Regions from separate parts of the Homo sapiens genome. Here region 2 is linked to region 1. The links are chromatin loops, found by intact Hi-C in ENCODE. Cell type or tissue: endothelial cell of umbilical vein. All regions are shown on one strand.

The links. Hi-C counts contacts between places; a loop is a spot of excess contacts. Peaks named below come from ENCODE experiments on the same cell type or tissue, not always from the same donor. Only the 100,000 strongest peaks of a DNase experiment are listed, where the experiment ranks them.
Region 2: a loop joins it to region 1, with 2.6 times the contacts of the local background. A loop is called at or near these places in 1 of 110 quality-filtered maps.

The regions. Positions count from the first base shown.
Region 1 is chr1:207,279,903-207,284,902 of GRCh38, forward strand. All of the region lies in intron 2 of LINC02942 (long intergenic non-protein coding RNA 2942), which reads left to right. The region is part of intron 1 of LOC107985251 (a long non-coding RNA gene); the gene reads right to left. Among named protein-coding and RNA genes, the nearest start is that of CD55, 39 kb to the right of the region's middle. In endothelial cell of umbilical vein, no CTCF peak of the experiment used is centred here; DNase peaks (open chromatin) are centred at 2,359, 3,189 and 4,719; H3K27ac peaks cover 3,813 bases.
Region 2 is chr1:207,387,714-207,392,713 of GRCh38, forward strand. No RefSeq gene overlaps it. Among named protein-coding and RNA genes, the nearest start is that of CR2, 64 kb to the right of the region's middle. In endothelial cell of umbilical vein, no CTCF peak of the experiment used is centred here; DNase peaks (open chromatin) are centred at 1,198 and 2,548; H3K27ac peaks cover 328 bases.

The DNA.
Region 1 (5,000 bases):
ACTAGGTTACATATACCCTGTGTCCATTGGCTCTAAGCCCATCACAGCACCAGGACTTGCCCAGGAATTGCAGTCCTTTTGGCCTAGACTGCCTTTCAGATTTATTTGGAGCCCAGAGCCCTTTAACTCACAGTGATGAGACTTGCCGGAACTCAAGGTCTGGCCACTGGGATGGAAGAGTCCCCTCTGGCTAGGGCTTGTCTAAATGCTTCCCCCATGAGCACCAGCTGAATTTCACCCTGTGTTGCCTTCTGCTGTAACAGGGCAGCTCTGAGTTTTAATGCAAAATCCCACAGTAACTGTGCTCTCCCTCCTCCACACACCATGTGGCTGCTGCCTGAAGAAGGGGATGAAGGAGGGGTGGTGTAGACAATTTGAATGTCTGTCCCATACACGTGGCCAGGAAGCATATGAAAAAATGTTCAACATCACTAATCATTACAGAAATTAAAATCAAAACCACAATGAGATGTCATCTCACACAAGTCAGAATGGCTATCATTAAAAAGTCAAAAAATAACAGATGCTGGTGAGATTGTGGAGAAAAGAGAATATTTATACACTGAGAGTGGGAATGTAAATTAGTTCAGCCACTGTGGAAAGCAGCTTGGCGATTTCTCAAAGAACTTAAACCATGCAACCCAGGAATCCCATTATTGGGTATATATACAAAGGAATATAAATCATTCTACCATAAAGACATATGCACACATATGTTCATCGCAGCACTATTCACAATAGCAAAGACTGGAATCAATCTCAATGCTCATCAATGGTAGACTGGATAAAGAAAATGTTATATACCGTTGAATACTATGTAGCCACAAAGAAGAACAAGATCATGTCCTTTGCAGCAACATGGATGGCGCTGGAGGGCATTGTCTTAAACAAACTAATGCAGGAACAGAAAGCCAAATACCACATGTAGATCACTTTCTGTGAGCTAAACATTGACTACACATGGAAACAAAGAAGGGAACAATAAATCCTGGGGCCTACTTGAGGGTGGAGGGTGGGAAGAGAGCAAGGATCAACAAACTCTATCGGATACTATCCTTATTACCTGAATGGTGAAATAATCTGTACACTAAACCCCTGTGACATGCAATTTACCTATATAACAACCTGTACATGTACTCCTGAAAGTAAAAGTCAAAAAAAAAACCAAAACTGTCTTTCCTACCCTCTTCAATGCCTATTTCCTTGATAGGATGTTAAAACCTGTTGCTGAGATTGCTCATCTGATTTTTGATTTTCATGAAGGTGCTTTCTTGTGTGCATAGTTGTTCAATTTGGTGTTCCTGTGGAGGGGGAAGATCATTGGAGGGTCCTATTCAGCTATCTTGCTGTGCTTCCTCTCAGAACCACTTTCTTGCTTGCTCCTGCCACACCGGCCTTTCCTGTCCTCAAAATTGCCCAGCACTTTCCTGTCTCAGGCACTACGTACATGCTATTGCTCCTGTTTTGTACTCACTTTCTTCTCTCACCTGGTTAATTCCTACCCATCCCTCACACCTTAGCTTCAATGCCACTTCCTCAGAGGGCACTTCCATGATGCCCCTAATCGACAATTGGTTCCTCATTATTCTCTCTTAGTATTCTTCATAGAGCCTCATTTGTAATTTATTTTGTAATTACATATTTATTTGTACATTTGCTTGTTTATATGGCTCTTCTGTTAGACTGTGAATTTCATGAAGGCAGACATCCTGTCTGGTTTCTTTCTGAGCCACATCCCAGCACTTAGCACAATGCATGGTACTTGAAATGAGTGCCTGAGACATATCTGTTCAAAGAATGAATGTATGTGTGGATTATATGAAACGATTGAAAAAAAACCTGGACTCTGTTAAATTACAAATTGTGTAACTATAACGGATTGAGTGAAAAATTATTGACTGAGACATCAGAGATCCTGTTGACAGTCAAGAGTTGGTTCAGTGGTTATGGCAAAATGGCACCAGGTCAGTAAAGAAAGAAGCGAGGGGATGGTTCAATAGGGAGATGTGGGGATGGAGTGCTGGGGCTCTGAGATGAGCAGGGTGAGGGTGCACATGCTGGTAGGAAATGCAGATCTGATGAAGACTGGTGAGGTGAGAAACAGGAATTGGGACAAAAAGCTGTCAAAGAAGTCAACACAGTGGATACAAATAGTCTTGGCACGTAGTGGGGTTCTGTATCCATGAAATGAATAGTAACAGCAGAAATCCAGATAAAGAGGAAAAATGGGAGAGCATTTTGAATGCTCTCTCATTCTATCCCATGGATTCTACTTTGAATCTATGTTTATGAAGTCTGTGGAGTCAGTGAGTCATAAGACCATATCCTGCTTTTCTCAGGCTTCAGAGACCAAACATGAAAAACAACATCTTTCTTTTCAGCCCAGTTGTCACTATTTTTAAAAGAGGAGGAAGTTCTTACTGTAATTCAACAGGTTCTGTTTCCTACTCATTAGTTTTCTAATATTCGTCATGCAGTTAGAATGACTGAATTTATAATGACAAATATGCCTGCCCTCAATAAAAGTCATGAGGATCATGGATTTACATTCTGGAAATAAGTAAATGTAGGGGTCAAGGCTTGGAAAAATTTTGAATAAAAATAAATTGATGGGCTGAAAGGTACAGCAATATAAATTTCTCTTCCACCATAAAACATGTAGGGGTGGAAGGTGGAGATTTTGCAGGAAAGGCAGTGAGGCAAGAAGCATCAAGATAGCTGGGTTTCTGTTTTATCTGTAAAATAAGAGTAAAGGCAAACCTGTCCAACAAGGCCAGGTGTGGGCGTGGACAGGGCAGGGTTGGAGTCACTCAGATTATTTTGAACAGAAAGCAAAGGTGATGGTTTTGATTGGTCTGTTTCCAGTTTTGTTTTTTCAGGTAGTAGGAGTAGATAGCAGACATGAAGGAAACTGAAGGCTTAAGGAACAGGCTGGGAACAAAATTCAGCAGGAGGGCAGGGAAGAAGCAGATAGGGCAATTCCTGTAACTTAAGGGAGTTTGCCCTGAGCAGCATGGAAATGAGGAGTTGATTCATGTAGCCTTGGTTTATTGCAATTAGACACTCCCAAGTTTTAGTAGATATTCAACAGCTAGGCAATAAATGCATTCTAGAACTGTTTCCTTTTCCAGTGAAGAGAAACTACTTTGAATCCATGTTTATGAAGTCTGTGGAGTCAATAGGTCATAAGACCACATCCTGCTTTTCTCAGGCTTTGGAAACCAAATATGAGAAATAACACCTTTCTTTTCAGCCAGTCGTCACTATTTTTAAAAGAGGAGGAAATTCTTACCATAATTCAACAGGTTATTTTCCTTCTCATTAGCTTTCCAATATTCATCATGCAGTTAGAATGACTGAACTTAGAATGACAAATATGCCTGCCCTCAGTCATGACCAAAATATCAAATGCTCTATTTTGGTAATTTGAGCTTGTGCATTGCAAGCCCAGTTTCTCCTGACTCCACAGGTCTTCTCCTTGCAAAGACTTATCCAACCTTAACAGATAAATCCAGGGTTCTGTATAGCCTTGGGCAAGTTGATCTCATAAGAATAGAGACTTTAGTGGCTAAAATCTTATACAAATAAGCAGTAATAGTCATTTTATATAAAAAGTATAGTGGTAAAAAAGTCATCAAGCCTCTTTGCTTCAATAAGCACTCCAATGACGTAAACCCATTGATGAGCTACTGGGAAAGGAAAAACTATGTAGTTCTCAGTGTTAATTTGGGGGAGGGGATGGCTCATCCTGATTTTTACAGGGCAAGGTACAGGTCTTGAACAGCCCCCATCTCCTCACTCACTCTCACTGTATGGACACAGGAATGTTATGTTTATTAATCATTTATGGTATTTTATATTACTGAACCTCTACAGGATGAAGGCATCTTCTGGTGTGTAGGGTTGAGGAAATTTCACCTAAAGATTGGGGCCATTTATGGCATCAATCATTTGGCTAAAATATGTATTTCTGTGGCCAGAACACTGAAGGAAGCCCTGCTTGTGCTGACTGGGGAGGAGAAGAGGAAGGCCCTGATGGTTGTGTGGAAACCAGTCTCTCTTGATCTTCACCACAATGTAGCCAAGATGTCTAGAAGGAGTTTTAGGATGTTCAGATGGTCCCCTCCATAGGAAGCTGAGCCAGAACTTTGGAAGTAAGAACACAGGTACAAGGCTGTAAATTTGTCCCAGCCATTTAGGGTTAAGTAAAACCACTCAGATAGAGCATAAACTAGGACAAGGTCTATAAGCCCTGGGTGCACACCACCATATACAAAATCAGAAAATGATAGTTTATATTCCAGAGAGTTTTCATATATTTATATATTTTGTGTTCCTTTTATTTATTTGTTTGTTTGTTTTACTTGGTATAAAAAAAAGAAAACATTTGTGAAAGGTCTTAATTGTGCTAAGGGGGAAACAAAGAAATGAGTTTGTGCTCACACTTTGGCCAAAATTAAAGGGCACAGTGTTCAACTAGGGATCAGTATGAGTGACAGCAACAATTGAAATGTGAGAGCCTTAAGTAGAATGTGGATCTGGGAGACTAGCTGTTGGGTTCCATTTGAAGATTCTCTTATAAAATAGAAGCATAGTCGTGCCACGTTTCCTTTTACTGAGGAATTTGCTTTCGCTTTCCAGGTAAACCCAGACCTTTAAAGTGAAAGCATCATCACAGTCTCAGGACTAAGATTCAATGCTGACCTTTAGCTGTTTTCATTGCAGGATATTAGCTCACCAGACAGCTGGGTGAGATAACCTCTCTTTTAAAATAAAGCAACCCTAAGGGATTGGAGCAGCAATAATTACCCTCTTATTTCTGCAAGAAACATTTATTACATTTGAAGCTGGCCTCATGATAGTCAGTATTTGCTTGAAAAACAGATGTGTTAGTTCCATCTGGACTGGGCTAATGCTTGAATCTTGTCATTAACAATGTATTTGTGTTCGTCATTCCTCGTTTTCTGCATATTTTTAAGGAATTTTTCCTAATAAGGGAA
Region 2 (5,000 bases), 110 kb after region 1:
GGAAATACAATCCTACAATTTATATGAAATCACAAAAGGCCCAGAATAGACAAAGCTATCCTGAGCAAAAAGAACAAAGCTGGAGGCATCCCATTAGTTGGCTTCAAATTATATTTCAGAGCTATAGTAACCAAAACAGCATAGTATTGGCATAAAATCAGACATGTAGGCCAATGGAACAGAATAGAGAACCCAGAAATAAATCCTTGCATTTACAGTCAATTCATTTTCAAAAAAAGGTGCAAAGAACATACGTCGTGGAAAAGACAGTCTTTTCAGCAAATGATGCTAGAAAAACTGGATATCCATATGCAAAAGAATGAAACTAGATCCCTATCTCTCCACATATACAAAAATCAAATCAAAATAGATTAAAGACTTAAATCTAAGACCTGAAGCCGTAAAACTACTAGAAGAAAGCGTTGAGGAAATTAATTGAGGCAAAGATTTCTTGAGTAAGAGCTCAAAAGCACAGGCAATGAAAGCAGAAGTGGACAAATGGGATCATATACAGCTAAAAAACTACACAGCAAAGGAAACAGTCAACAAAATGAAGAGACAACCCACGGAATGGGAGAAAATATTTGTAAACTATTCCAATGACAAAAGATTAATAACCAGAATATATAAGGATCTCTAATAACTCAATAGCAAGAACCAAATAACTGGATTTAAAAATGGGCAAGAGATCTGAATAGTCACTTCTCAAGGGAAGACATATGAATGGTCAACAGATATCTGAAAAAATGCTCAACATCACTAATTATCATGGAAATGCAATCAAAACCACAATGAGTTACCCCAGTTAAAATGGCTTTCATTGAAAAGACAAAAAACAATGAATGCTGGCGAGGATGCAGAGAAAGGAATGCTGATACACTGTTGGTGAGAATGTAAGTTAGTACAGCCACTATGGAAATCAGTATGGAGTTTCAGCATGGAAAAAAATAAAAAACAGAACTACCATATGATCCAGCAATCCCACTGCTGGGTATATATTCAAAAGAAAGAAAATCAGTATATCAAACAGATACCTGCACTCCTATGTTTATTGCAGCACTATTCACAATAGCCAAGATAAAGAATCAACATAAGTGCCCATCAACAGATGAATGGATGAAGAAAATATGGCACACATACACAATAGAATATTATTCATCCATAAAAATGAATGACATCCTGTCACTTGCAACAACATGGATGGTAATGGAGGTCATTGTGTTAAATAAACCAGGGACAGGAAGAAAAATATTGCATGTTGTTGCTCATATATGGAAGTTAAAAAAGTGATCTAATGGAGGTAGAGAGTAGTCACTGGAGGCTGGGAAGGGTATTGGGGAGGGATGATAAAGAGAGATTGGTTCATGGCTACAAAAATACTGTTAGATAGAAGGAATAAGATACTGAGTTCAGTAGCACAATAGTGAAAATATCGTATATTTAAAAATAACTAGAGAAGTGGATTTGGAATATTCCCAACACAAAGAAATGATAAATGTTTGAGGTGATGGATATACCAATTACCCTGCTTTGATAATTATACATTGTGTTCTTGTATCAAAATATGACATGTACACTATAAATATGTACAACTATTATGTATCTATAAAAATCAAACATTTTTAAAAGGTAAGAAATAGTTCTCATTAAAAATATCACTGAGATTATTTTTCCATTATAAATTATGTTTCAAAGAACCCAACACAATAAGAACATTCAAAACTCATTTGCAACTTCTGTGGAGGTTTTATCTCTAACCCTCTCTCATTTATTTTATCATACTTTTCTAGCTTTAAAACATATTTCCTTTAGATGTCCTGGGATAAAAAAGACAGAGGTCATGTACCCGTTTTGCTTTATATTTAATAAATCTAAATAGAATCAACTGCTAATCATTTCCTTTTACACCTAATGCTTTTATATATACAAAATTATTGGATCAAGGCAAAGGATTCTATAAGGTAGGGAGTGATTCCCTAAGTTGGGCTGTGTATCAGTGTCACTTCTTCAGACATACAGATGCCTGGTATAAAAGTTGGTCACATGAATTGGGTCATTTTTATCATATCCAACTAAAACAGTCAATTGGCCAGGGGGAAAAAGCATTCAGAACACATAACATTGATCAAAGAATGCAATTCTATGCAAGCCTGGTTGCTGAAACTGCCTTCTGTAACCTGAAATTGGTTTTTCTAATTACTGAAACAACCTGCTGTGACTCTAAGACTAGTTTTACCCAAGGCTGTCACTCACCAATCAGAAGTTGCCAGCTCCCCCAAACTTTACTAGTGCCAATAAACTTTCCTACAAAATAATATGCAACATTTCTCGTTTTTGTTTTTGTTTTTTTATAAAACCTCTAACCTCTTTGTTTTACAGACATACCATGGACCACCCAGTCTGTGTGTATGCCCCAAATTATAAGTCTTGCTTCCCAAATAAAACATTTTAAATTTAGAGATTCATCTCTAGTTTTATTTGACTTTGACACTAGTCATAGATCCAGATCACCTGAGTTAGATTTTCCAGTGGTGAAAAATAAAAACTCATGATGTGTCACAGGTGACTCACATATAGCCAAGTGTGAGAGCCACTGTTTTAGACATGAGTATATGCACAGAATGAGTAGCTGCTTACATGTAATGAGTATATAATGAATAGCTGTTTAAATGAGTAGAATGTTTTAATGTCTTCTATTAAAGTCTGAAATATTCTGATAGATTTACCAGAGGTCTACCTACTCTAATTTCTGGATACAAGATGCTGAATTACAATAAATCAGTATTTATGATGTCACTGTAATTGAGTTTGAAATCTAATTAACTTTACATTTTTACATTTTGCCAAATATTGCCAAGTCTATTTTTAACATTAAATGCTCCTGGCTCAGTGATATGGAGAAAAATAACATCTTAAATCATTCAGTAAAACCTAATTATAATTTTAATAAATACATTGTCACTTTTATCAAAGTAGGTTATTCACTAAAATTTTAACCTTTATTAGTTTGCTTAGAATCTTAATGAAATAATAAATCAAATGTAGTATTTTACATCTTAAAATTTTTAGTATTTAAAAAATCTTGGAAGCAATTAATATAAGAAATTTTTATATGTTGACACCAATGGTTTATAATTATTGGATTTTATTTTTCTTGACATGATTATAATAAAAGAAACTTAGTAGTAGTGATCTTCATTGTTGTAGTTGCGGATTTGTTAAAACTCCTTTCTGGTAGGTAAAATAAATCAGCCCATTTTAGCTTTAGGAAAATTCAATGTATATGTATGTGAAGGGTGTTTTATAAGGATATAGGAGTCTCACAGACCCCACTGACAGTACTATAGCTGCCTTCAGATGGGCAGTGGAGCCAGGCCCTGGAAGGCAGTCAGGGTCTTCTCTGCATCTTTCTTCTTTTTTCTCTTTGGGTGCCTGCTTACATTTTTGTTGCTTGTTGTTGTTGGTTTTTTTTTTTTTTTTTTTTTTTGTCGTTCTTTGGACTGTTCTGCTACATTGTCTGTATACAGCAGGAGACATGATAACCAATTGTTTCCAGGTGTTGCATTTCTATTCAGGAGATACATCCAGACAGAAGCTAGAATCTCTTAGACATAGCCAAATTCCAGGAATTTAACTCTAGTACTGGTCAGTGAAGGGCCAAGCAACCCTGAAGTCAGTTTCTATGGCTAGAGTCATAAGGTCATCATGAAAAAAAATTTCAGCCAGAATCCAGTCTGGTAACCTTGTAGATTGCCTAAGTCAGTTTCCAAGGAAGAAGATTACTGGCAGAAAGTTTAGTAGATGTCCACTTGTATTAGTCTGTTCTCACACTGCTATAAAGAACTACCTGAGACTGCATAATTTATGAAGAAAAGAAGTTTAAATGACTCTTAGTTTTGCAGGCTTAACTGGAAGCATGACTGGGAGGCTTCAGGAAGCTTACAATCATGGTGGAGGGTGAAGGGGAAGCAAGCACATTCTCACATGATGGAGCATGAGAAAGAGAGCAGGAGCAAGGGGGGAAGTGCCACACACTTTTAAAACCACCAGATCTCATGAGAGCTCACTCTCTATCATGAGAACAGCATGAGGGAAATCTGCCCCAATGATCCAGACATCTCCCACCAGGTCCCTCCTCCAACACTGGGAATTACAATTCAACATGAGATTTGGGTGGGGACACAACCAAATTATATCACCACTTCCAAGCCTAACTGAACGCATGTGGCTAAAGGGTAACTTTTCTTAATGTTTTGGGTATACTTCATTATTTAATGTACACATTGATGCTGGATTAATATTTAGGGGTAGAACTTCAACAATGTTATTTTTGGAACTTTTAATAAATTGAAGATTTCTCTACTTAAATCTCTTGAACTATCTAGAGAATAAATTTCAGAACTGTATCCTTATTTAATAATTACTAAAATCTGGCTCTAGCCTTCCAATCAAGTACTATTTTGCACTCCTCCTTGTTTCTTCAGCCAAACTGGAGAACTCCTTAATCACAACCCACTCTCCATGCTTTAGCTATCTGTTTAGTTCACTCAAAGGGTCTTCCCACTCATATACTAATATGCCCAAATCTTATACATTTTTCACAGTTGAAATGTCAACCCCTACAATGACCAACTCCTCACACCAAAAGGTGGCATTATTCTATCATTAAACAGTAACTTTCCTACTGTGTACCTTCACGGCTGCACTAAGGAAACAGTACTGAAGATGATATGCTCCTTTCCTCAAGAGGCAAGTGTTAGCCCTATGAGTATGGGTTCAAGAAAAGGAGCAGCACATGCAAAGCCCTGGGGGTCAGAAGAAGCAAGCATAGCAAGATAAAATGTATGAACCAGGCTACAGAGTAGGTCAGACATGTAAGCAGAAACTATTAATACATAAGTCATTTTAGATAGCCTCTACTTTGTCATGAAGACAATGGTATAATCAGTCATAGAATACTTTGATGCAGGAAAGTAAAATGTGCCCTTGCAATGGTTTCC